2 separate regions of the Homo sapiens genome follow, and region 2 is linked to region 1. A link is an interaction called in ENCODE POLR2A ChIA-PET data of the cell type or tissue named here. Cell type or tissue: Panc1. All regions are shown on one strand. Links, peaks and the distances in the headings refer to the core of each region. The heading gives the core; the rest is flanking DNA. Region 1 holds the start of USP54 (ubiquitin specific peptidase 54). Region 2 overlaps CAMK2G (calcium/calmodulin dependent protein kinase II gamma).

What was found. Peaks named below come from ENCODE experiments on the same cell type or tissue, not always from the same donor. Only the 100,000 strongest peaks of a DNase experiment are listed, where the experiment ranks them.
Region 2: POLR2A ChIA-PET joins it to region 1 with 15 read pairs; 2 of 35 experiments call an interaction of 5 or more read pairs at or near these places.

Annotation. Positions count from the first base shown.
Region 1 is chr10:73,585,996-73,598,042 of GRCh38, forward strand. It overlaps USP54 (ubiquitin specific peptidase 54), which reads right to left and starts at 5,347. Exons shown (of 24, transcript NM_001391956.1): 1 at 5,283-5,347. RefSeq lists an enhancer at 5,630-6,380. In Panc1, for the core only: no CTCF peak of the experiment used is centred there; DNase peaks (open chromatin) are centred at 5,479 and 6,096; H3K4me3 peaks cover 1,077 bases; H3K27ac peaks cover 4,113 bases.
Region 2 is chr10:73,821,126-73,833,172 of GRCh38, forward strand. CAMK2G (calcium/calmodulin dependent protein kinase II gamma) reads right to left here. Exons shown (of 23, transcript NM_001367534.1): 15 at 6,964-6,996; 16 at 4,154-4,222; 17 at 2,915-2,959; 18 at 557-605. Among named protein-coding and RNA genes, the nearest start is that of NDST2-ZSWIM8-AS1, 15 kb to the left of the region's middle. RefSeq lists a silencer at 8,752-8,952. In Panc1, for the core only: no CTCF peak of the experiment used is centred there; no DNase peak of the experiment used is centred there.

The DNA.
Region 1 (12,047 bases), core at 1,836-9,835:
CAAGACTCCAGCTCAAAGAAAAAAAAAATTAATTCCTAATTATAAGATAGAATTAAATATGTCTGGCACCAGCGTAAAGTTTGAGAATCACCGGACCTTACCACCATTTCCAGCTTCATCTACTCATTCACTCACTGATCAAACATTTCATTGATCATCCATTATGTGCCTCTCACTCATCCTCCACTCCAAGTACACTAGACTCCTTTCTTTATAACAAATATACCCTGTCCTTTACTTTCTCATTGTCTTGACTCTAATATTGCCTCTCTCTGGAATGCCTTTCCTCTCCATTTATTCTTGCTGAAAATCTTAACTATCCTACAAGGAAAAGCCTTCCCAGATCATTCTCTCACCCTCTCACCTTTCCAATCTCCCAATTTATTTCATCCTCCTCTGTGCTCTCAGTGCATGGTGGGGTTTGGATTACAATACTCACATTCTCCCTCATGTTACAGTTATTTGGGTACGTGGACTACATTTTGTCTTAAGGGCATCTTTCTAATTCCACACAGAGGTTGAATATAATAGGCATTGAATCACTGACAGTTTCATTGAAAGAGAAAACTTTTTGTTTGAAGGTACCTAGCCTAGAACAACCAATTCTAACATCCTGATAAATTCTGACTCTCCTTAAAGAAAAGAACTCACAAAATGGCCTTATCTAGCTTGAGATACTGCTGACAACTTTTTCTAATAGTGACTATATAAATGGAAACAATATTTGCTTCTGATTCAAGCTTGAAAATAGAAAGAGATAAGCATCTACAACCATAAAAAGGGCCAAGCTATTTGTTGATTTATGAGCTGGTTATCTTAAACTCTCCAGCGAATAGTTACTCAACTCAAACAATTTCCTGAGGGCTGGACTTTGGCAGCTTCAAACTATTACATCATGTACAACAGAAGAATTGTATGCTGATAAAGGACAAAAAGTCTTATTTTTCCTGCACAAGAACTTAGATAACTGTCATGTATAACAAATTTGTCTAAAATTTGTTAAAAAGTAGTTGGAAAGAAAACAAAAAGGCACGTTTCACTTTGTTATAATTGACAAATTATAAGAACTAAGAAATGACAGCTGCAGGCTACTTAGCCCTTCCTTATAAAGATCTAAAGTTGTATAATTTACTGACTTCTAAAGGAAGCAGCATGGTAGTAGAAAGAACATAGTGGTTAAAAGTATACCCTCTGCAGGCCGGGTGCAGTGGCTCACTCCTGTAATCCCAGCACTTTGGGAGGCTGAGGCAAGTAGATCACAAGGTCAGGAGATCGAGACCATCCTGGCTAACACGGTGAAACCCCGTCTCTACTAAAAAACACAAAAAAATTAGCCGGGTGTGGTGGCGAGCACCTGTGGTCCCAGCTACTCGGGAGGATGAGGCAGGAGAATGGCGTGAACCTGGGAGGCGGAGCTTGCAGTGAGCCGAGACTGCGCCACTGCACTCCAGCCTGGGCAACAGAGCGAGACTCCATCTCAAAAAAAACAAAAAGTGCACCCTCTGCAGGGCCAACAATATTGCAGAACCTCGGGAGGTAACATGCTTTTAGTGGAGATCCAAAGGGTCCCATTCCTAGAGAACATTATGTGAATTATACAACTTGGGGACACAGAGTTAGTGGAATAGAACAGGTCTCAGCTCCACCATCTAACAGCTGTGGCATATTGACCAAGTTATTGAACTAACTCTTAGGTACTTCATCAGAAAAAATGTGACTAATAATAACATCTATCTCATAGGATTGTTATAAGAATTAAATAAAATAATGTAGATACGTATAATTAGCCCAGTGCCTAATATGTGGTAAGTGTGGAATAAATGTTTTGATGATGATTATGGTGAGGATAATGATGATGAAGAATAAGATGAATCTACATTCCAATCCTAGCTCCATCACATTCAGGCCATTTACTACCTATAATAAATGTGATCTGCTGAAAGGATGCAACAAAATAATGTACGCAGAATACTTAGGGCCAGGTACAAAACAGGAATTCCATAAAGAGTAACTGTGATTATGATGACTGACCATCCTCTATATGCATTATCTCTCCCCCATCTCTCTTTCTCTTACAGGCAAACACACACACACATATAACTACTATAAAAATTTCAGGAGATTAAACTATAATTGATAGCATAAATCCCAAGGCCATATAAAAAATGGGGAAAAGTGTATCCTTTTTTTTTTCTTAAATGTATCCTTTGTTGTTGTTGTTTTTTGTTTTTGTTTTTGTTTTTTGAGACGGAGTCTCGCAGTCACCCAGGCTGGAGTACAGTGGCGTGATCTTGGCTCACCGCAACCTCCGCCTCGCAGACTCAAGCAATTCTCCTGTCTCAGCCTCCATCCATAGTGGCTGGGATTACAGGTGTGTGCCACCACGCCCAGCTAATTTTTGTATTTTTAGTAAAGATGGGGTTTCACCATGTTGGCCAGGCTGGTCTCAAACTCCTGACCTCAAGCGATCCGCCCACCTCAGCCTCCCAAAGTGCTGCGATTACAGGCGTGAGCCACCGCGCCCAGCCTGGGAAAAATGTATTCTAAAACCAGTGCATTCTCAATACAATTCACCCAGACTATTGCAGAAACTTTCTAACTATTCTTTCCTCTCTAATCCCATCTATACAATATTGCAAAAGCAAACTGATGAATCACAATTAGCTTAGAAAACTTCAGTGACAAAATACAGCCAAAACTCTGGCTTTGAATGGCCTTCCACAATCTTATCCCCTGCACATTTCCAACCTCATCTACCCTTAAAACATACAAAAAGATTTGTTCTGTGCACATGCCCAGTTACTTTGTTTTTTGTATTTCTCAATCAACGAATGCTCCTCCCATCTTCCCAGTCCTACCTAATACTAGCAATCTTTTCCACTGAGCAAACCTATTTGAAGAAGTCATACCACTGGCTACTTACAGTGATAGGAACTACTAATAGTCATACATCAGCAGGAAGGAGCAGTCATTTACATTAATTCATTTCCCAAATGATTGTCTTTTTAAATACCTCTCCACACCAACTGGGACTTCTCTCTCCCTCCCAGGAACATCATGAATCAATATTTAACCAGTATATCAATACTTTATTAGAATACAAGGTAGAAAGTTACATTGCCTTACACTCAACAAATGCTCATTCCTTGTTAAACAAATAAATGAAGAACTAAGTTTCATGAGACCAATCAAACTCACATTTTTCCGTTTAGAGATAACTCAGTTACAGGCATAACCAAACAGCTCTTTAGCTTGTCCCTGAATCTCCTGCCAAAATCATATCGCATCTAAATCATACCTTGCGCTTCCAAAAGGTCTACAGAAGAAAGATACTCTATTTTATGGTCAGTAGGACAAACGAAATGTTCTTTCTAAACCCTACTGCCAATAGTAGCAAACTAGTAATAGCAGTGGTTAAAGGAACAAAAATCAATAGCAATTTATTAGGCCCCTGGATAGCAAAACAATGAGTTCCAGAAAGTTACCCTATATAATAACCTTCTGATTTAATCATTTAGAACCAGAGATTTTTATCCCGAATTTTATGAATCACTAAGACTTTTTAAACACTTGATTCCATCAATGCATTATTTATTAATCATTATAAATATACCCGTACTCAAATTATTTCAGTACAAACAATAATGAAAGTATGACAGTGCTATCAACAAGAGGAAAAAAGGAGGGGAAGCAAACTGACAGCACTGGCTTGACTCATTTCTGTTGGGAGAACACTGGTACTGAATGGCACAAGCAACTCCAGTGTGAGAGAGCAAGCACATGACTGACTGGGAGGGCGACAGAGGATACCAAAGAAAGGAGAATATCTATAAAGAAGATTTCCTCTGTAGGGGCAGGAGGTGAAGGGATGAGAAGGAATGAAATCTACTCTAACAGCCTTTACAATACTCAAATGAAAACATGCTACCAGACTTCACACTTTGAGCCAGTTCACATCCTAGCTCTACCACTTACAATTGAGTGACCTTCAGCAGATTACTTATCCTCTTTCATCAGGTGTAAAATTATAATAATGGTAGCCCACTTAGTGAATACAAACTACATGTTTGGCACTGCGCTAGGCACTGGACACATGGTATATCCTCTAATTCTCACAATTAACCTGCCAAATAGTGATTATTTTTCTCACTTTGCAGGAAAGAAAACCCATGTTCTTTCTACCTATGTATAGCCGCTTTGTAGAGGGACAATACTACTACCTGGCCAGGTTGTACTGGGAATTAGAAGTAAATGCAAAGCACTTAGCAAGGACCCAGCACTTACCTCATATTAGGAGCTCAAGAAATCATTACTGTACGAATACAACCATCATTTGAATAAGTGCCTCAACTGAACAGCAATGAAATCCCAGAAACAAGTTTCCTCTCACATCATCTACCATAAAGATGACTTCTAACTAGCAGTAGTTTGGGAGAATCCAAAGCTCATCACTTATAACTGCTTGAAATACCAAAGTATCAACCATCCAGTATCCAAAAAAAAATTTTTTTTTAATACACACACAAATATTCTTAGAAGCTCAAAACACAAAACGCAAGGAAATAGCCCATTATGAAAGTGATATTTGACTCAATCTAAATATCAAATATTAAATATTTTACTTTCAAAAGGATCATAGGCCTCATGCCTCAAGGAAGCAGGTGCTAATGAACAAATTTATCTAACTTCCCAAAAATCATTCCCAGAAGCATCTGTTAACCTGAAGTACTTGGCAAACCATCTCTTAGAATTGACAACATATTGCCAAAATCTTAGTGGATTTTGCCAACACTATTCTGCTGATAGGAAAAAAGAATCATTCAGCTACTTTCCAATTTAGCCACAAAATAGGCTCTTTTTTCTTCATTACTACTTTAACCAGTATGTTAATACTGAAAATAGGTATAAAGAAATCACAAATAACCTTCTTCTGTTTGAAGGAAATTTAAAATACTAAATCCACAATTCTTGCCTTTAATTCTAAGGAACTCAAGAAAATCTATGAATTTTTTTTTTTTGGAAAAAATATGAAATCTCCAAAATCTAATAATTGTAACAGAGAGGAGGGGGAAAGAGCACAAACAACAGCTTGAAAGATGCCTCTTGAAAGTTGAGAGTCCTAAAATCTCAATTTCAAAGTTTAATCTACTGCTATTAAAAGAAATAGCTTATTAATCAGTGCTTGGGAATATTTTTTTTAAAAGAAAGAAAACTTCACAAAAACTAACCGGTTCCTGAATCTTCTATCTATCTGTTTTTACCACAACAACTACAATACTTACCAGACAGCACAGTCAACCTCCAGCAAAAGACCTCTAATCACGAGGGTATCTGTGGGGCAAGTGATACAAGAATGGGGAGGGATATGGGAATAGCTAGAGCTGTGGGGAGGGAAGGCTAGGAGGGAGGAGACGACTGTAGCTAGCAACAATGAGAAACTGTGAATCTAAACCACAAGGACTTCCCGCAGAACAGGATATCAGAGAGAAGGCAATTCTTTTTACCAACTACCAGGAACTCAGCACTGACAATTCATGACAAAGTTAAAAAGGTGGAGCTTCCAATTAAAAACAAAGTAAACTTAAGAAACTAACCAAAAGTAACTTGAAAGGACGTTATCACAAACTTCACCTGAGGCTTAAGAAAAACAATTATGAAGCTGTTTCCTGGGGCATTCCTGATGACAAAGGTCATTAAACAATAAGGTTTGCAGGGTGGCTGCTGCTTCCAAAGAAGGGCCAGTCCCCCACAAAAAAATTCCTTTGCACTGCAGTCAAAAGGAGCACGAGAAGACAACATTTTTGTAGTTGTTTACAGAATAATCAAAACAATGTTATTGTTGGAATCCCTAATTCAGAATTCCAAGACTGGGCTTAAATTAAATCAAATCATTTTAATAGGCAAAACTCCTCCAACTGTCTTAAACGAGCCACACTATTAAAGAAAATTATTATTTAAACTGAGCCATTGGAATCTACTGAGTCAATTTTAAAATGCTTGGGATCTAAGGGTTCTCAACCCCAAAGTCCACAACAGGGAAAGATCTCCACCCCTCTCTCGGGGAAGAGACCTAGTTACATCACCAAGAACAAACAGCAGGCAGAGTCCCACCCCCAAACATGTGATCAGTCAACCGAGAACTTGCATTTGCAGGCAGGGCACAAAGGCCCCAGAGGACCAACACACACCCTTCTATGTATTACCTGAGGTTATAAAACAGTTTTATTGAAAGAAGTTGTTTTATAAGCATACTGATGAAAAAAACTCATCAGCAGAATCCTTGCCAAATATGAAGGTCTGTTGTGTTTCTATAGGTTGAGAGAAAATATACGAGTTGACTAAAAAAAAGATGTAATTAAGATTTATTGGTAAAATTTAACAAACATGGGCAATGTCCAAAACTAATTAAGCTCTTACATTTTAACAATACAGTATATTAAATTGAAGTAGTCCTTTGGCCACAAGGAAAGTGCCACAAAAAAAAAAAAAAAAAAAAAGATACTGTTGCTTTTCTTGTTAACCATTAGCATTCTAACTCAGGTCTCCTAGTGGTGCTAGGTGGAGGAGGAGGTAGTAATGCCATTTCAAAGTGTGAAACACAAAATTTCTACTGATAAGTGCTGACTGCAAATAAAGACATACAAACATCAAGACCAAGCTCTTCAATCAAGTCATTAAAATATAGGTATATATTCATTGTGAAACTAATCAAATAAAACTAGAGTACTGGGACAGAGTTACAGAGCTTCAACCCTGATTACAACTAGACAACATTACTTTTCATGTCTCATCCAGGTAAGGGAAGTGATCCACAGGGAAATCTCACTCTAATAGATTGTAATCTCTCCAGAGGCCCCTCAGAAAACACCTCCCATAAAACTCTGCTATGATACTCACATTCTGCCTTGCATAAGTTATTTTCAGACATTTCTTATTCCCTCTTCAAGACTGCACAAGAGGTTCTGTGCCAAATAGAAAGAGAACCCTGTATCAACCACTGGGCTTCGCCATTCAAAATAAATTGGGTAACTACAAGTTTTTGTTAGGTGAGTGTCAAACTGCCTGTAGAAAAGGTTTTATAGGCCGGGTGCAGGGGCTCACGCCTGTAATCCCAGCATTTTGGGAGGCCATTGCGGGAGGATCATTTGAGCCCAGGAGTTCAAGACCAGCCTGGGCAACACAGGGAGGCCCCTTCTCTACAAAAAAAAAAAAGAAAGAAAGAAAGTTTTTAATTAGCCTGGTGTGGTGGCACGCACCTCTCTGGTCCCAGTTACTCCAGGCTGAGGTGGGAGGATCCCTTGAGCCCAGGAGGTCAAGGCCCCAGTGAGCAGTGATTGTGTCGCTGCACTCCAGTCTGGGCCACAGAGCAAGACCCTGTCTCAAAAAAAAAAAAAAAAAAGGAAAAATAAAAATAGAAAGAAAAGGTTTTGGGTACATGATTGCTAACTACGTCAAGAGGGAGAGTGATACATAGTGTTTCAGATTATTATTTTTTAAAATAGGGTTTTAGTTTAAATGTTCAGGTATTCTAAAGTTGGATGACTAGTTACAACAGTACTTTGTAAAACTGTGCTTCAACAAAACTTAACAAGTCATATTTTTCAAGTACTTTGCAGGGAATATGTAACACCACAATAGGTCCACCTTAGACCAGAATAGACAAAGGTCTCTGAAAAAATATAAATATTATTAGCAAGGAGAAACAATATTTAGGATTTGAGTAAATCAATCAAGAAAAATCCTTGGAGGGTAGTGGGGAGGGTAATGGAAAAGCACAGGCTGAAAAGTCCTATTTGGTCACATTCCGTAGCTTTTCATTATTGGTTTCTACTAGCAAATAGAGTAAGGTACAACAGAATGTTCAATGCATTGAAAGAACATTTTGCTTCTCTTAAAAGTCATAAAAGAGAAACAGAGGATTTCTCTAAGAAAAACCAAAATAACTCCCTCTGGAGTAACCCCAAAGTCAAACCATCATTGTCTTTTATTTCTGAGATGCTAATGATAATGCTGATGTCGGCAGTAAAGGCAGGAACTGAGTGGCTCCGCAGTAGGAACACGAGATTGGAAAATAAAAGACTCTTTTTTTTTTTGAGTCCAAGTCTTGCTCTGTCACCCAGGCTGGAGTGCAGTGACACGATCTCGGTTCACTGCAACCTCCACTTCCCAGGTTCAAGTGATTCTCCTGCTTCAGCCTCTTCAGTAGCTGGGATTACAGGTAGGTGCCACTACACCCAGCTAGTTTTTGTATTTTTAGTAGAGATGGGGCTTCACCATGTTGGCCAGACTGGTCTCGAACTCCTGACCTCAAGTGATCCACCTGACTCAGCCTCTCAAAGTGCTGGGATTACAGGTGTGAGCCACTGTGCCCAGCCAATAAAAGACTCTAGATTTTAGAATGTAGTGACAAAATTTGGGAACTTTTTAAGAGACAGGTTCTTCCTCTGTTGCCCAGGCTGGATGCAGTGGTGTGATCACAGCTCACTGAACCCTCAAATTCCTGGGTTCATGCAATCTTCTACCCTCAGCCTCCCGAGTAGCTGGGACTACAGGTGTGTACAACCAGACCCAGCTAATTTTTTAAAGATTTTTGGAGACAGGGTCTTAGTATGTTACCTAGGCTGAGACTTTTAAATAAACTGGAGGATTGGGGTGGGGAGGGGTGGGGAAGAGACTGCTTTATATCAAATGAAAGCCTTTATCATTTGATCCTGGGGAGAGGGGAAGCTTAATTCAGAGCTGTTAAACTGGAGTTCTAGCAAACAAAAATTAGAGACGGACTTGATCTTAGCTAATAAGGAACCTAAGAGAAAATATTCTAGCCTTTGACTCTAGGTTGTAAGGAAGAATATACCATGAAGTAGATGAAAAACAGGGAAAACTACATAACTAATTTGAGTCTAGTGGGTTTTTTTTTAACTTTTTTTTTTTAATCTTGGTTTTGTTTGAAGACAGAGTCTCACTCTGTCACCCAGGCTGGAGTATAGTGCCATAATCTCAGCTCACTGCAATCTCTGCCTCCCGGGTTCAAGTGATTCTCCTACCTCAGCCTCCAGAGTAGCTGGGATTACAGGTGCACACCACCACACCTGGCTAATTTTTGTATTTTGAGTAGAGATGGAGTTTCACCATGTTGGCGAGGCTGGTCTCAAACTCCTGACCTCAGGTGATCCACCCACCTCAGCCTCCCAAAGTGCTGGGATTACAGGCGTGAGCCACCAAGCCCCACTGGTGTTTTCTTTTAAAGACAGAGTCTCACTATGTTGCCCAGGCTGGAGTGCAGTGGCTAGTCACAGGTGCAATCCCTGTGCAATCAGAGGTGACTCTAGTTTTTATTCTGAGATTTATTCACAATGTTGGCAGAGCATGTGTACCTTAAAGAGCTGGTTGTTTCACTCAAGTATGCATTACTGAGAAGAGGAATATTGCAGAAAGGGTAGAGGGAAGAGAAAAAAACTGATCCAAAGAATACATTTTGGAGAAACTTTGGCTGTTAATCACAGACCTGAGCAGCAAAATCATACAAGAAATCTCTATATTTCTCATATAAATGGACTCTAAAGAAGAGAGGGAGATAGGGGCCACACATTTGGGCTTCTAATTATAGCATCATTATTGTTTAAATTCATTTATTTAACTATATCTTGCATAATTCTAAAAAGTATATCAAATAGCATTATGTCATTATGAACATTAACCACCCTGTCTATAGAACAAGGGTTTTTAAAAGTCTTGGACTGGACTTAAAGCTCCTAGAAAGCAAGAAGAGTATGAAAATCCCTCTCAAGCACACCAAAGAATTACCTAAATGCTAGTCTTACAGAAAGTAATCAGCCGGGCGCGGTGGCTCACGCCTGTAATCCCAACACTTTGAGAGGCCAAGGCAGGCGGATCTCTTGAGGTTAGGATTTTGAGACCAGCCTGGCCAACATGGTGAAAAACCCGTCTTGACTAAAAATACAACAATTAGCTGGGCATGGTGGCGTGTGCCTGTAATCCCAGCTACTCAGGAGGTTGAGGCAGGAGAATCGCTTGAACCCAGGAGGCGGAGGTTGCAGTGAGCTGAGATGGTGCCACCGCACTCCAGCCTGGGCAACAGAGCCAAGACTCCATCTCAAAAAAAAAAAACAAAACAAAAAAAACAGGCCGGGTGCAGTGGCTCACGCCTATAATCCCATCACTTTGGGAGGCCAAGGTGGACAGATCATTTGAGGTCAGGAGTTCAAGACCAGCCTGACCAACATGGTGAAACCCCATCTCTACTAAAAATACAAAAATTAGGCTGGGCACGGTGGCTCACACCTGTAATCCCAGCAGTTTGGGAGGCCGAGGCGGGCAGATCACAAGGTCAGGAGATCAAGACCATCCTGGCTAACATAGTGAAACCCTGTCTCTACTAAAAATACAAAAAAAATTAGCCAGGCGTAGTGGCGGGCGCCTGTAGTCCCAGCTACTCGGGAGGCTGAGGCAGGAGAATGGTGTGAACCCGAGAGGCGGAGCTTGCAGTGAGCCGAGATCGCACCACTGCACTCCAGCCTGGGTGACAGAGTGAGACTCTGTCTCAAAAAAAAAATCAGCCAGGCAGTAGTGGTACGCGCCTGTAATCCCAGCTACTCAGGAGGCTGGGGCAGGAGAATCACTTGAGCCTGGGAGGTGGAGGTTGCAGTGAGCTGAGATCAGGCCATCGCACTCCAGTCTGAGTTGGACAGAGTGAGATCCTGTCTCAAAAAAAAAAAAAAAAAAAAAGGAATAAAGGGTTTCTCAGTGTTTATGTTCAAGTAACTTTATTTTACTTAATAATATTCCCAAATGCAAGAGTAGTGATACTGGCAATTTAACAGGCCATAGAGAAGCCATAAGGTGCTTCCTTTAAGTGAAAAAGTGAAAGTTATCGACTTAATAAGGAAAGAAAAAGAATCATACACTAAAGCTGCTAAGGTCTACCATAAGAACAAATCCATGCATGACATTGTGAAGAAGGAAAGGAAATTCATGCTAGTTTTACTGTCACACCTCAAACTGCAAAAAGTCATGGCCATAGTTCATGGTAAGTGAAACCACCTTTGCAAAAATTATAACTGAGAAAATTATTACAGTGAAAGAGATCTGACTTACTTGACTCCCTGTTGCTTCTAACTTCCAAGCTGTCCTTGTTCATTCCTGGACATAAAGCGAACTAACTTTGGGAGGAACTTATAGTTTAACTTTGAAACAAAGACAAAAACACAGCCCTTTCCCAGAACAAACCCTCTTCTTGCCTGGGGACTAGACTGCCTTTGCAGGACTAACAAATTGCTACAAGATTAGAAATTATGCTTTAGGAATCATGCAGCTAAAGGCCCCAAGGTTCTACACCTCCCTAACTGCTCCTAGGGATAACATCACTAATGTAAAACCTAAGATTGGTGCTCAAGATATTTTTCAAACCCTGAACTCAATGGATCACCTGGCACCATCCAGATTAATAAACTGTCTCATCTGGTCTTGTGGTCCTACCCAGGAACTGACTCAGTGTAAAAGGACAGCTTTGACTCCCTGTGATTTCATTGCTGACCTAAGCAATCAACACTCCCCACTCTCTGGCCCTCTAACCACCAAAGTAGCCTTAAAAACCCCAATCCTGGAATATTCTGGGAGACTGATTTGAGTAATAATTAAACTCTGGTCTCCTGTGCGGCCAGCTCTATGTGAATTAAACTCTTTCTCCATTGCTATTCTCCTGTCTTGATAAATCAGCTGTATTGGGGCAATGGGCAGAATGAACCCATTCAGTGGTTATATAAGTGCTTAGTTAAGATGGAAAAGGCGGCCAGGTGTGGTGGCTCACTCCTGTAATCCCAACACTTTGGGAGGCCAAAGCGGGTGGATCACCTGAGGTTAGGAGTTCAAGAGCAGCCTGGCCAACTTGGTGAAACCCTGTCTCTACTAAATATATAAAATTAGCTGGGCATGGTGGTGGGGACCCGTAATCCCAGCTACTCGGGAGGCTGAGGCAGGAGAATCACCTGAATCCCCGGAGGCAGAGGTTGCAGTGAGCCGAGATCACG
Region 2 (12,047 bases), core at 2,558-10,557, 240 kb after region 1:
ATTTTTTTTTTTTAATAGAGACAAGGTCTTGCTATGTTGCCCAAGCTTGTCTCAAACTCCTGGTCTCAAGCAATCCTTCTGCCCTGGCCCTCCCAAAGTTCTGGGTATTACAGGTGTGAGCCAGCACTCCTGGCCCATCACAGTCTTAAAACCAAAAGTTCTGTGTCCGAGGAAAACCAGGAGTGATTGGTCACTCTATTTATGACTCATAGCACTTACAGGCTACTTCGGCAGGGACTTGGGGTACCCCTGTTCTTGGATGGCACATCATTATCAGCAACAGGAACAGTTCTCTGAGCCCTGGCCCCTGGAGAATCTCTAGCTTAGCTATTTTAGACTTGGGGTCAAAGAAGAGAAGCCTCTTGCCCAACTCAGCAACACCAGACAGGGGCCTCATATCTTGGCTCGTGGAAAGTAGCTTTTATACCAAGCCCTCTCCTAGGGGCATAGGAGCCAGCATTCCCAGTTCTGGGGACAGAAAAGGCAGGTGCCCCATTGGAGCCCAGGTACCTGGGTCACTGCTGGAGTCCTTCCCCCTCCAAGGGCCAGCACCTACCTTTGAGGTCCTCATCTTCTGTGGTGGTGTTGCAGCTCTCTGTGGAGCCCTGTAGGCCAAAAAGAACATGTTTCTATATGCTCCATCCCTTGGAAGCCAGAGGAGCAAAGCAGAACAAAAGCAGAGTTTCTGCTCCTACAAGAGGTGCAAGGAGGAATTGTGGAAGGTTCTGCTTCCACCCTGGCTGTCTGACTCTTCCCAAATCCCCTCCCTAGTCTTCCCCCAGTTGGTAAATGCCACCATCTACCCAGTTACTCAGGCTAAAACCTGGAGTCATCCTCAATCCTTCTCTTTCTCTTTTTCCCTTATATTCAGATCGCCCAATCTAAAATAAAATCTTCTGGTTCTGCCTCCAAAGTAAACCCCATGTCTTACCTCTTCACTTCCAATGCACAGCTACAACCTGACTCCAGGCCACCAGCATCTCACACCTGAACCATGATAACAGCTTCATGGTCTCCCTAACTTCCACACTTACCTCCTCCCTAGAGTTTTTCTTTTTTGAAACAGAGTTTTGCTCTTGTTGCACAGGCTGGAGTGCAATGGCATGATCTCGGCTCACTGCAACCTCTGCCTCCCGGGTTCAAGTGATTCTCCTGTCTCAGCCTCCTGAGTAGCTGGGATTACAGGTGCCTGCCACCATGCCTGGCTAATTTTTGTATTTTTATTAGAGATGGGGTTTCATCATGTTGGCCAGGCTGGTCTCGAGCTCCTGACCTTTGCTGATCCACTCGCCTCGGCCTTCCAAAGTGCAGGGATTACGGGCGTGAGCCACCACGCCCGGGCCTCCCTAGAGTTCTTGATCATGAGGCCAGAGTGGTGTTTTAAAGTGTCAACTAGATTCTGTTACTCCTGCTAAGAACTCCCAATAGCTTCTCCTTGCTGCTGGAAGAAAATGCAAACTCCTACAAGGGCCTCTGTAGCAGGCCCTGCTGCTTCTCCAACCTCATCACTCTCCTATGGTTCTCCCCGTCTCACTTTGCTCTTCCCTCTGCTTGATTACAAAGGCCACATCTGAGCTTCAGTTCCTTCTGCTTAGGGCACTCAGCCTCAGAGCTGGCCTGGCTGCCTCCTTCCCACCCACCATTCAGTTTCTAGCTCAGATATCACCTCCTGAAAGAAGCCCTCTCCTGACTACTTAATTCAAGGCCCTGTTCTCTCTGTCTAGTTTGGTGAGGTTTTTCTGTTTTTCATTTTTTAGATGGAGTCTTGCTCTGTCGCCCAGGCTGAAGTGCAGTGGCACGATTTCAGCTCACTGCAACCTCCGCCTCCCAGGTTCAAGCGATTCTCCTGCCTCAGCCTCCCAGGTAGCTGGGATTACAGGCATGTGCCACCATCCCCAGGTAATTTCTGTATCTTTAGTAGAGATGGGGTTTTGCCATGTTGGCCAGGCTGGTTTTGAACTCCTGACCTCAAGTGATCCGCCCGCCTTGGCCTCCCAAAGTGCTAGGATTACAGGCATGAGCCACCGCACCTGGCCCTCTCTCTACTTTCTGCCATTTTCTTCAGATTACCTATTGACATTAGATTTTATCTTATTTATTTTTTTTGAGAGATTAAGTCTCACTGCGTAGCCCAAGCTGGAGTGCAGTGGCGTGATCTCAGCTCACTGCAACCTCCACCTCCCAGGCTCAAGCAATTATCGTGCCTCAGCCTCCCAAGTAGCTGGGACTACAGGCACGCGCCACCACACCTGCCTACTTTTTTGTATTTTAGTAGAGACAGGGTTTCACCATGTTGCCCAAGGTGGTCTCTAACTCCTGAGCTCAGGCGATCTGCGCACCTTGGCCTCCCAAAGTGTGAGGATTACAGGTGTGAGCCACGGTGCCCAGCTTATCTTATCTGTTTGCTTATTGGTTTTTTATCTGCCTCCCATCCCACCCACCGTTTGAACAGATAATTTGTCTTGTCACCTCTGTAAGCCAGAGCCATGGATGGTATCTGGGCTTAACAGATGTTCAGGAATGCTGGTGAAAACATCAAGGGCACAAAGGGGTCAGGCCATGGAGAACGCTCCAGGGTCTGGAGATACTCTTGCCTATTTTTTCAGTGAACGTTTACTCTCATTTAAACTTCCGACATATGGAGGAAGATTCTATTATTATCATCCCCAATTTGCAGATAAAGGATACTAAGGTGCAGGGCCAGGATTCAGACCAGGTCTGTCTGACTGCAAAGCCTGAGCTCTGTAAGGTATAATGCCCTTCCTCAGCATGGAGCAACTGTGGGCACAGGCTACCTTCAGCTGAGCCTCTGCAAACACCTTGGCCTCAGGGTGCAGCCTGTAGACCCCTGGGACCCAGCCCACCTGTCTCCTGCTGACCTGGAAAGCAGGAGGCAGGCTCAGGAGCCACTCACCTTGATCCCATCTGTAGCGTTGTGTACCACAGTGGTTTGTGGCTCCTGTGAGAGAAGATGAAGATTACCCTTCCGACTTGGGGACAGACTATGGCTCTTCCCTGAGGAGCCCCACCTGCACCCCAGGACCCCCGCAGACCCTATGATGACCACTGAGGCCTGCCCACCAGCCATCTCCAGAAGACAAAATATCCCGGCTCAACTGGGGTCCCGGGCAGCTGGGATAGCCCTGGATTTTGGCAGCAGCACTGGGCTGGTAAGAAAGAGAGGCCTGGCAGGTGCAGGTGCCCAGGAGGCTGACAGCAAGGGCCTCTGTCCCTGATTCCTGTCAGTTCTGAGGGCTCTTTCCACATGGGGTTCCCACGGGGCAGGTACACTAGAGGAGCTGTGGGACTGAGGGCACAGGCCGGGCCCCGCCCACAGCGTTCATCACGGGGAATGTGTGAGGCAGGAACATGGGCAGAAGAATGAGGTCTCCCAGAAAGAGCCAGGACAGGAGGCCCCCTCAGCAAGCTGAGCCCAGAGAGCTGCCCACTGCGCCCGCCTTCTGCCTTCCCTAGTTCCTGGCCCCACGCCGCCACGTCATGTGGTATGAGGGTCCGCAAGGAGGGGAGTAGCAGGCAACATCACCTCTCCCTCTTTCCCAGTCACCCCCCTGCTGACTCTCTAGTTAGCCACCACTAGCAGAGGGACCTCCAAGAGCACACAGAACCCCTGGAGGAGCCCAGAGAGAACTTAGCCAGCATGAGGCACTCCAGGAGCCTGGAGACCTCAGCACCATCCAGAGGTGGGGACCCCAGCCCTCTTTCCTGTTTCTGGCTTTGCAAAGGAGAGGCTGAGGCAGGTTTTACAAGGGGGCCTCCAAGAACTGATGTTCAGGTCCCAAGAAAGCTCCTACCCTCTCCTTTCCTAAGCAACTCACCTTCCCAGCCCCCACAGCAGACCCACTAGGGGTCCTGGGCTGGGCCTGGGAGGTTCAGCTGAGAGCCCTGATCACTCTTCCCCCCACCAGCGAAAGGAGCAGGAGCAGGAGCAGCACTTCTGCCATGCGGGATGGAGCGCGGCCAGGCGGGACAATGAAGGGGAAGGGGCATACAGGGCGGCACACAAAGCAGTCAGTTCTATGGGGACCAAGAAAGGAACAGGCCAGGAGGCCAGGGAGGGGGCACAAGAGGAGGAAGAGGGAAGGGGCAGGAGGCAGCCAGGGTCAGAGGCGGAGAAGCTGTAGTCAGGAGGTACCATGGCCGTCTGCAAGGGCGCGGGCTCTTGGGCTGGGCTTACGAGACTGTTTTTGTTGTTGCTCTGTGGCTGAGACAAGAAAACAGATGGTTTAGTTCCTCCAGAGTCCCCAAGGCCACTCAGGTTCAACTCCCAGACCTCCCTTGCCCCCTGGTCTGGCCTGGAGGAGGTAGGCCTGAGGTGGCCTCCATAACGCTGTGTAGATGGGAGCGATGGCTAGAGAGATGATCAGAGGAAGTATTTGTGGGGCCCAGAGACCTAGCTCTGGGGGCACCCTCAAGGTGGGACCAGCCCAAAGCCTTGTTTTAAAGCATCCCTCCAGAAATCTCTGCTTATGCCAGGTGCCAGGTCATTGCAAAATCCACACCTGACCCAAAGAAGTTCAAGATCTTCTTCCCACTGTACAGGAAAAAGGGGGGTAGTTTATAAGAAAGCAGAACAAAATTCAGAAACTCTGGTCCCCTATCTGTGGGCAGTCTCCTGCTGCACTTTCAACCCAGCACCTGTATTTCCTTCTTACAACACCAGCTCGAAGCCTGAAACAAAGAGGAAGGAGAAAAGAAAAGTATGCCTGGCCTAAGAGATGGTGTCCAGAGGATGGGGGTGGAAGTCCCTTTCAGACACAAAATGCATTCACTGACCTCAGGGAGCAGAGTCAGGACTGTGCTGTTCACCTTTTTGTCTGACAAATCTTAGGCCTGATCAGCTAGAAGGGCAGTGTTCCGGGGAGGGGCAGGTGAAACCCAGCGGGGCTGTAGCTGTAGTCCCAGAATCCAGCCCCCAGGACAGAGTAGGCCACACACAGGCCAACATTCCCAACAGCACCATGACCACCAGGGATATCTCCTTGCCTTTCAAAACTACATGGTGGTGGGTGGGCACGGTGGCTCACACCTGTAATCTCAGCACTTTGGGAGGCCAAGGCGGGTGGATCACCTGAGGTCAGGAGTTCAAGACCAGCCTGGCCAACATGGTGAAACCCCGTCTCTACTAAAAATACAAAAATTAGCCGGGCATGGTGGCACATGCCTGTAATCCCAGCTACTCGGGAGGCTGAGACAAGAGAATTGCTTGAACCTGGGAGGCAGAGATTGCAGTGAGCCAAGATTGCACCACTGCACTCCAGCCTGGGCAACAGAGCAAGACTCCATCTCAAAAAACCAAAAGCAAACGAACAAACAAAAACATTACACGGAGGGGCACAGCAAGGGAGGGGCAAGGGGAAGATGGAAGAAAGGAAGAAGGCTGATCTCCAGGGCAGGGAGCCATATCCATGTGATGTTCTTTGCCTCTGATAGTTCCCTAACCAGCGTACTCCATCTCACTGAGTTCCAGTGGGGTTGGGGGCCACTGAGGAGCAGCCTGATGCCTGCAAGTTCTTCAATAGGCAGTGAGACAAATGTGTGGCTACCATCCCTGCACAGGGCACAGATGATACATCGACAGCTAGAATGTGTGTCTTCTCTCCTAGGACATACACAGAAAGCATCCTGACTGTCCTACTTCTTGCCTGGAGGCCTCTTGGACCAGACCTGAAGCCGTCCACCGCCAGCTTGCTGTCAATGGCTCAGACATCCCCAAACCCAGGGCTAGGCATGGAACCTCAAGCCAGGCACCAAGTGACTCCACTGAACAAGACTCCACAGACTGCGACAGGCTAGAGAAGAGGGGGCCCAGGAGTAGTGAGACGGTGGGTCTAAACTCACGGGAGCTCTGCTGTCTCTCATTCCCACCAAGAAGCAAAGCCCACCTAGCTCAGTGAATGATGCTGACCTGTTCGGGGTTGGTTAGAGAGGGCTGCCCTACCTGTAAATCCCAGCTGAGGCCAAGACCCTCACAGGGGGCAAGGACTCCAGGGTGCCCACAAAACCTGCAGAGGGCTGGGATGTCACCCAAGTGGCCCCACCTCTGGTTTATTTATTTTTTGAGACGGAGTCTAGCTCTGTCGCCCAGGCTGGAGCGCAGTGGCGCGATCTCGGCTCACTGCAAGCTCCGCCTCCTGGGTTCACGCCATTCTCCTGCCTCAGCCTCCTGAGTAGCTGGGACTACAGGCGCCCACCACCACACCTGGCTAATTTTTTGCATTTTTAGTAGAGACAGGGTTTCACCGTGTTATGGTCTTGATCTCCTGACCTTGTGATCCACCCGCCTCGGCCTCCCAAAGTGCTAGGATTACAGGCGTGAGCCATCGCGCCCGGCCCCCACCTCTGGTTTTAATGGATGGTTTCATAATGACTCAGGCTGCTGTGTTGCCCTTGGTGCCCAGTGTCCCGTGAGAAAGATGAGTTAGCTGTCCCCCGAGGGCTGGGTGGGCAGAATAAACCACTGGGCACAGCTAGAGAGAATGGGATTTGCACGGGGGCAGAGCCAGGAGAGCGAGACTCACAAGTGGGAGCCTGCAACCAGCTCCTCTGCCCACCACACAGTTGCCCTCCAGCTGCCAGTCTGTAGGAAGCAGCTCCTCATGCCTGGGAAGCAGGGCCTCTCCTTCTGGGTGACAAGAGAGTGAGGGTCTCTCCCTTGCTTGCCCCAAGTCCCTACCAGCTTCACATCCTACCCTGGGTCGCTGGGGTCTGTCCAAGCTCCACAGCAGGGGGTGCCGTACCACCCCTTCCAATGTCCACTTTTTAGGCTACTGGGTGACCTTGGGCAATGGCCCCCGCCTGGCAGGACAGGCCACACCTGCCCACACAGCACAGACATGCAGTGAGGATGAGTGAGGCACACGCACGTGGCAGAACAGGTTTGCGTGGCTGGCAGGCGGGCACAGGCAGCATGGAGTGGGCGATGGGTGGGCAGGCAAGGCTCACCATTAGGTGCACGCTGGAACTCGACTTCCTTTTCTGGACACACCACAGCAAGAGGGAAAGAGAAGGGGAAAGAGGAGGTAAGAAGAGAAGCACAGAGACGCTGCAGGTTAGCGCACCAGTGTGGGCTCTGCATCAGGGAGAAAAGAGCGGAGGGAGACCCGGAGTCCAGCACCAGAGGGTTAAACAGCACACGGACCGACAGGCACTCACACCCTCCAGACCCTGGGAGGGAAGAACTCTTTTGTGGTCAGGTTCATAGACACAGATTTAGTATCTTCTGAGATGTCTCAGCCTTGCTCAAAAAAAGCCTCTTAAGGAGATTAAGACACAAGTCTGTGAGGTTAAGTATCATTTTGCTACAAATTTACAGGTCTGGGTTCATAGGGTTAGCTCACCCTGTAATGTTATTTATTTTCTCTCATTACTAGAACTGTCTGAAATTCAAGTGAGCAGCCACCAGGGAAAAAGCAAAAGCTACTACAGGCTCTCCTCAGCTCTAATAAAATTTGACTTCTGACTTCGCTGCATCCCTACTATGCTTTTTACATAAAGATGCTGAGCTTTTGAAAATCACCTAGCAGTTAAATGTTGGCCTTCCTTTGTCAGTATAGCCATGCTTGTTTACAATATTTGAATTTTTTATTGCATTTTGCAATTCGTGGAAAATAGAAACACAGGAGTGCCAGTGATTAAAACTACAGTGATCATAAAAATGCAGGGATGTAAGCCACAGGGAATGTTGAAAGCAGTGATTCCTCAGCCTCAACTAGATGCTCACGAACTTTACGTTCACATGTGAAACAGACGCATCAAGATGAAGACCACGTGGAACACTGAAAATATATCCCAGAAGACTGTGTCTAAAAAATGAAGGGTAATTATCAATGTCATCATTAGCTCACTGGGGGTAAGGTCCCCCTGTAATATGTCCGTCTGTCGTTCAACTTTTGCACATTCATTTAACAATGCCCAGCAAACACTGAGGGCTGTTTCAGGTAAACACAGCTGATAAACTGCTCCTGCCCTCAAGCGGCCAGCATTCTTTAGAAGGCATTTTCAGGGATTATTATTATAATCAACGAAAGAGGCTACAAATATTGACAATGGTCCATAATTTAGAATTAGATTTAAAGGAAAAGAAAAACCTAAATATAGTTAGGCCTCTTTTACATTGGCCTTTTATTTATTTATTTATTTATTTATTTATTTATTTATTTATTTATTTTTAGGGAGTCTCACTCTGTTGCCCAGGCTGGAGTGCAGTGGCACCATCTCGGCTCACTGCAACCTCCGCCTCCCTGGTTCAAGCAATTCTCCTGCCTTAGCCTCCTGAGTGGCTGGGATTACAGGCGCCCGCCACCACGCCCCACTGATTTTTTTTTGTATTTTTAGTAGAGAGACTGGTTTCGCCATGTTGGCCAGGCTGGTCTCGAATTCCTGACCTCAGGTGATCCACCTACCTCGGCCTCCCAAAGTGCTGGGATTACAAGCGTGAGCCACCGCACACAGCCTTACAGTGGCCTTTTAAATATGCTCAAATATGATATTTTACTTCGAAAATCATCCCTCAAAAAGAAGGAGTTCCCTTATATTCATATATATAAGTAGTGGGGTGTGTGTGTGTGTGTGTGTGTGTGTGTGTGTGTATATCTCCTTATCCCTTTACCCAACTAAAGTGTTACTGCTTTCAGGAAGGTTCCTATCTTATGTGTCTTTACAATTTCCACAGTACCTAGCAACATGCCTTATAGTTAGCATACAGGCGACGAAAGTTTGCTGAGTTGAGCTGGGTTTGCTGACTTTGGTTTTTCCCCAGGCTAAAGAAGAGCACAGGTTTCTAACTTGCACTGAATCACGGCAGCAAGAACTCTGCGTAGGCACTCACTCACCAGGCCCAGTCTTTGTTCTGCTGATTTTCAGGGGCTTGTTGTGAAAGGCCATTGCAGGATCTTGACTTAAAGCAGATTTTTGACTAATGGGGAATAAGTTCTCAGCCTTCTCCTGGCTTGCTCTCTTTTTCCTAAATTGTCCTGCATGAGAACCTGAGATCACCCTTTTCCAAAGACTGTTTCTCAGGTTAGTCAACATTTTTCAATTTCCTTCTCCATTCAGGGATTTGCCCTTAGCCATGCATAGCTGGGCTCCTTCTGAACCAGCACACTACCACATTGTCTAAATGTGAGGTCTTTTTATTATTTTTTTAGAGATAAGGTCTTGCTCTATTGCCCGGGCTGAAGTACTGGCATGATCATGGCTCACTGCAGCCTCAACCTCCTGGGCTCAAGGGATCTTCCTGCCTCAGCCACCTGAGTAGCTAGGACTACAGGTGCACACCACCATGCCTGGCTAAATGCCAGATGATTTCTAAAGAATCATATCTCACTTTTACTTAAAAACTGTATATTTATTTTAAATTTTAAGCTGGAAAAGCGTTCAAACCTCTTTCTCATACTTAATTTAACAAAATAATTCAAATAGTACTTAGGGAAATAACTATAACCTTTCGTTTTTCTTGCTTGCTTTCTTTTTTAAAGATAGGATGGCCATTCTGGCCTGGGACTAGCAGAAGGCACAAGTTGTCCTACACTCTCAGGATCTGAGAGTTTGTGGCCTCTTCAGTCATCCTCACAAGTGGCTCTTACTCTTCCATAGACCCTGGGTCACTGGCATCCAGCTTCAAAGAAATCTAAATAGAAGCTAAGTCCCCCAAATCAAGAACACAAGACAGACTAGCTGCTCAAACCAATGCTAGTATTTTGAACATCTTGCAGAAAGCTTCTGAACAGTGAAAAAGAAATCGCCCTATGGACACTTAAGCAGTAGGAATTGAGGAAGGGGGAGTTGGGAAGGGAAGATGGGATCTAAAAGAAGAATCCATGATGCTGAAAGCTCAAGACCATCTGAGCTACTTCACAGGCCTCCCTCATAACATTGATCAAAACCTTGACTTTGAGAGAGCCTGGAAAGGTCGAACTCTGCACATCTTGCTTTGTCCTCTCCTTTTCGTTTCTCACCCCTTTGATGCAGCCACAACATAAGTTGTTATTTACCTGTTTCATATTATAAAAGGACTGCAGCCACAATACAAGCAATTTGGAAAACAGAGAAGGGGCATGGGAAAACCACTAATACTCCTAGCAATCTTCCAGTCTTTTTAAAAAATGCAATTGGCCGGGCACGGTGGTTCATGCCTGTAATCCCAGCACTTTGGGAGGCTGAGGCGGGTGGATCACAAGGTCAGGAGATCGAGACCAGCCTGGCCAACATAGCAAAACCCCGTCTCTACTAAAAATATAAAAATTAGCTGGGTGTGGTGGCACGCGCCTGTAGTCCCAGCTACTTGGGAGGCTGAGGTTGGAGAATTGTTTGAACCCGGGAGGCGGAGGTTGCAGTGAGCCAAGACCATGCCATTGCACTCCAGCCTGGGTGAGAGTGAGACTCCGTCTAAAAAAAAAAAAAAAAAAAAAAAAAGAAAGCAATCTTTTAAGATATCATTATAGGCCAGGCGTGGTGGCTCATGCCTGTAACCCCCGCACTTCAGGAGGTTGAGGCGGGCAGATCACCTGAGCTCAGGAGTTCAAGACTAGCCTGGGCAACCCCGTCTCTACTAAAAATACAAAAATCAGCCGGGCGTGGTGGCACATGCCCGTATTCCCAGCTACTCAGGAGGCTGAGGTGGAAGAATCACTTGAGCCCGGGAGGCGGAGGTTGCAGTGAGCCAAGATCACACCACTACACTCCAGCCAGGGGGACAGAGTGAGACCCTGTCTCAAAAAACAAAAAAAAAGATATCATTATAAGATATAATAATACAAGCACATGTCTTACCTCTTTTCTTTTTTTTTTAATTGAGATGGAGTCTTGCTTATGTTGCCCAGGCTGAACCTCCTGGGCTCAAGCAATCCTCCCACCTCAGCCTCCCAAGTAGCTGGGATTACCAGGCATGAGTTGCCACACCTGGTATTATGCTTTACTTTAAAAAAAAAATAGTATTTAAAAAAAATTCTGATAACAGTAGTGCACAATCTAGATGAAAAATATAGAATACAGAAAAATGTGTAAGAAAAAAAGTTTCTCAAATTCCCATCACCTGGTGAAGTTACTGTTGACACTTCAGTGGGCTTTCTTCCAGTCCCTTTTTTATCCACATATTATATACTGAATAAATATCTACAAACACGTTTCTTCAAACCAAATTTAGAATGATAGTGTATGTACTCCTTTTTTTTTTTATTTTTTGAGACAGAATCTTGCTCTGTCACCAGGCTGGAGTGCAGTGGCGCACTTGGCTCACCGCAACCTCCGACTCCCTAGTTCAAACGATTCTCCTGCCTCAGCCTTCCAAGTGGCTGGGATTACAGGCACGCACCACCACGCCCAGCTAATTTTTGTATTTTTAGTAAAGACGGGGTTTCACCATGTTGGCCAGGCTGGTCTCGATCTCCTGACCTCGTGATCTGTCTGCCTCGGGCTCCCAAAGTGCTGGGATTACAGGCGTGAGCCACCGTGCCTGGCTTGTCTGTACTCCTTTATATACCACTTCCTTCACTTAATATAAAACATTTCTGCACTTTATTTTTCACTTAAAATATCCCTACGGTCATGAAAATTAATAACTTTTGAATAGTTTATTAAGTAGATTTCCCATAATTATTTAGTCATTTACTGGCTTTTAAAAAATCTTTTTATTTTTAAATTTAAAAACATTTTTAAGAGTTGGGGGTCTCACTATGTTGCCCAGCTGGCCTCGAATTCCTGGGCTCAAGCAATTCTGTCCTGCGACAGCCTCCTGAGTAGCTGGGACTATAGGTACGCACCACTGTGTCTGGCTCCTTACTGGCTTTTCAAATTGTCTCCAATCTTTTTTTTCTTCTCTCTCTTTTTTTTTTTTTTTTAAACAGAGCCTCACTCTGTCACCCAGGCTGGAGCGCAGTGGTGTGATCCTGGCTGTAACCTCAGCCTCCTGGGCTCAAGCAATCCTCCCACCTCAGCCTCCCAAGTAGCTGGGACTACAGGCACGTTCCACCACACTCAGCTAATTTTTTTTTTTTTTTTTAAGAGATGGGGTCTCACTACGTTTCCCA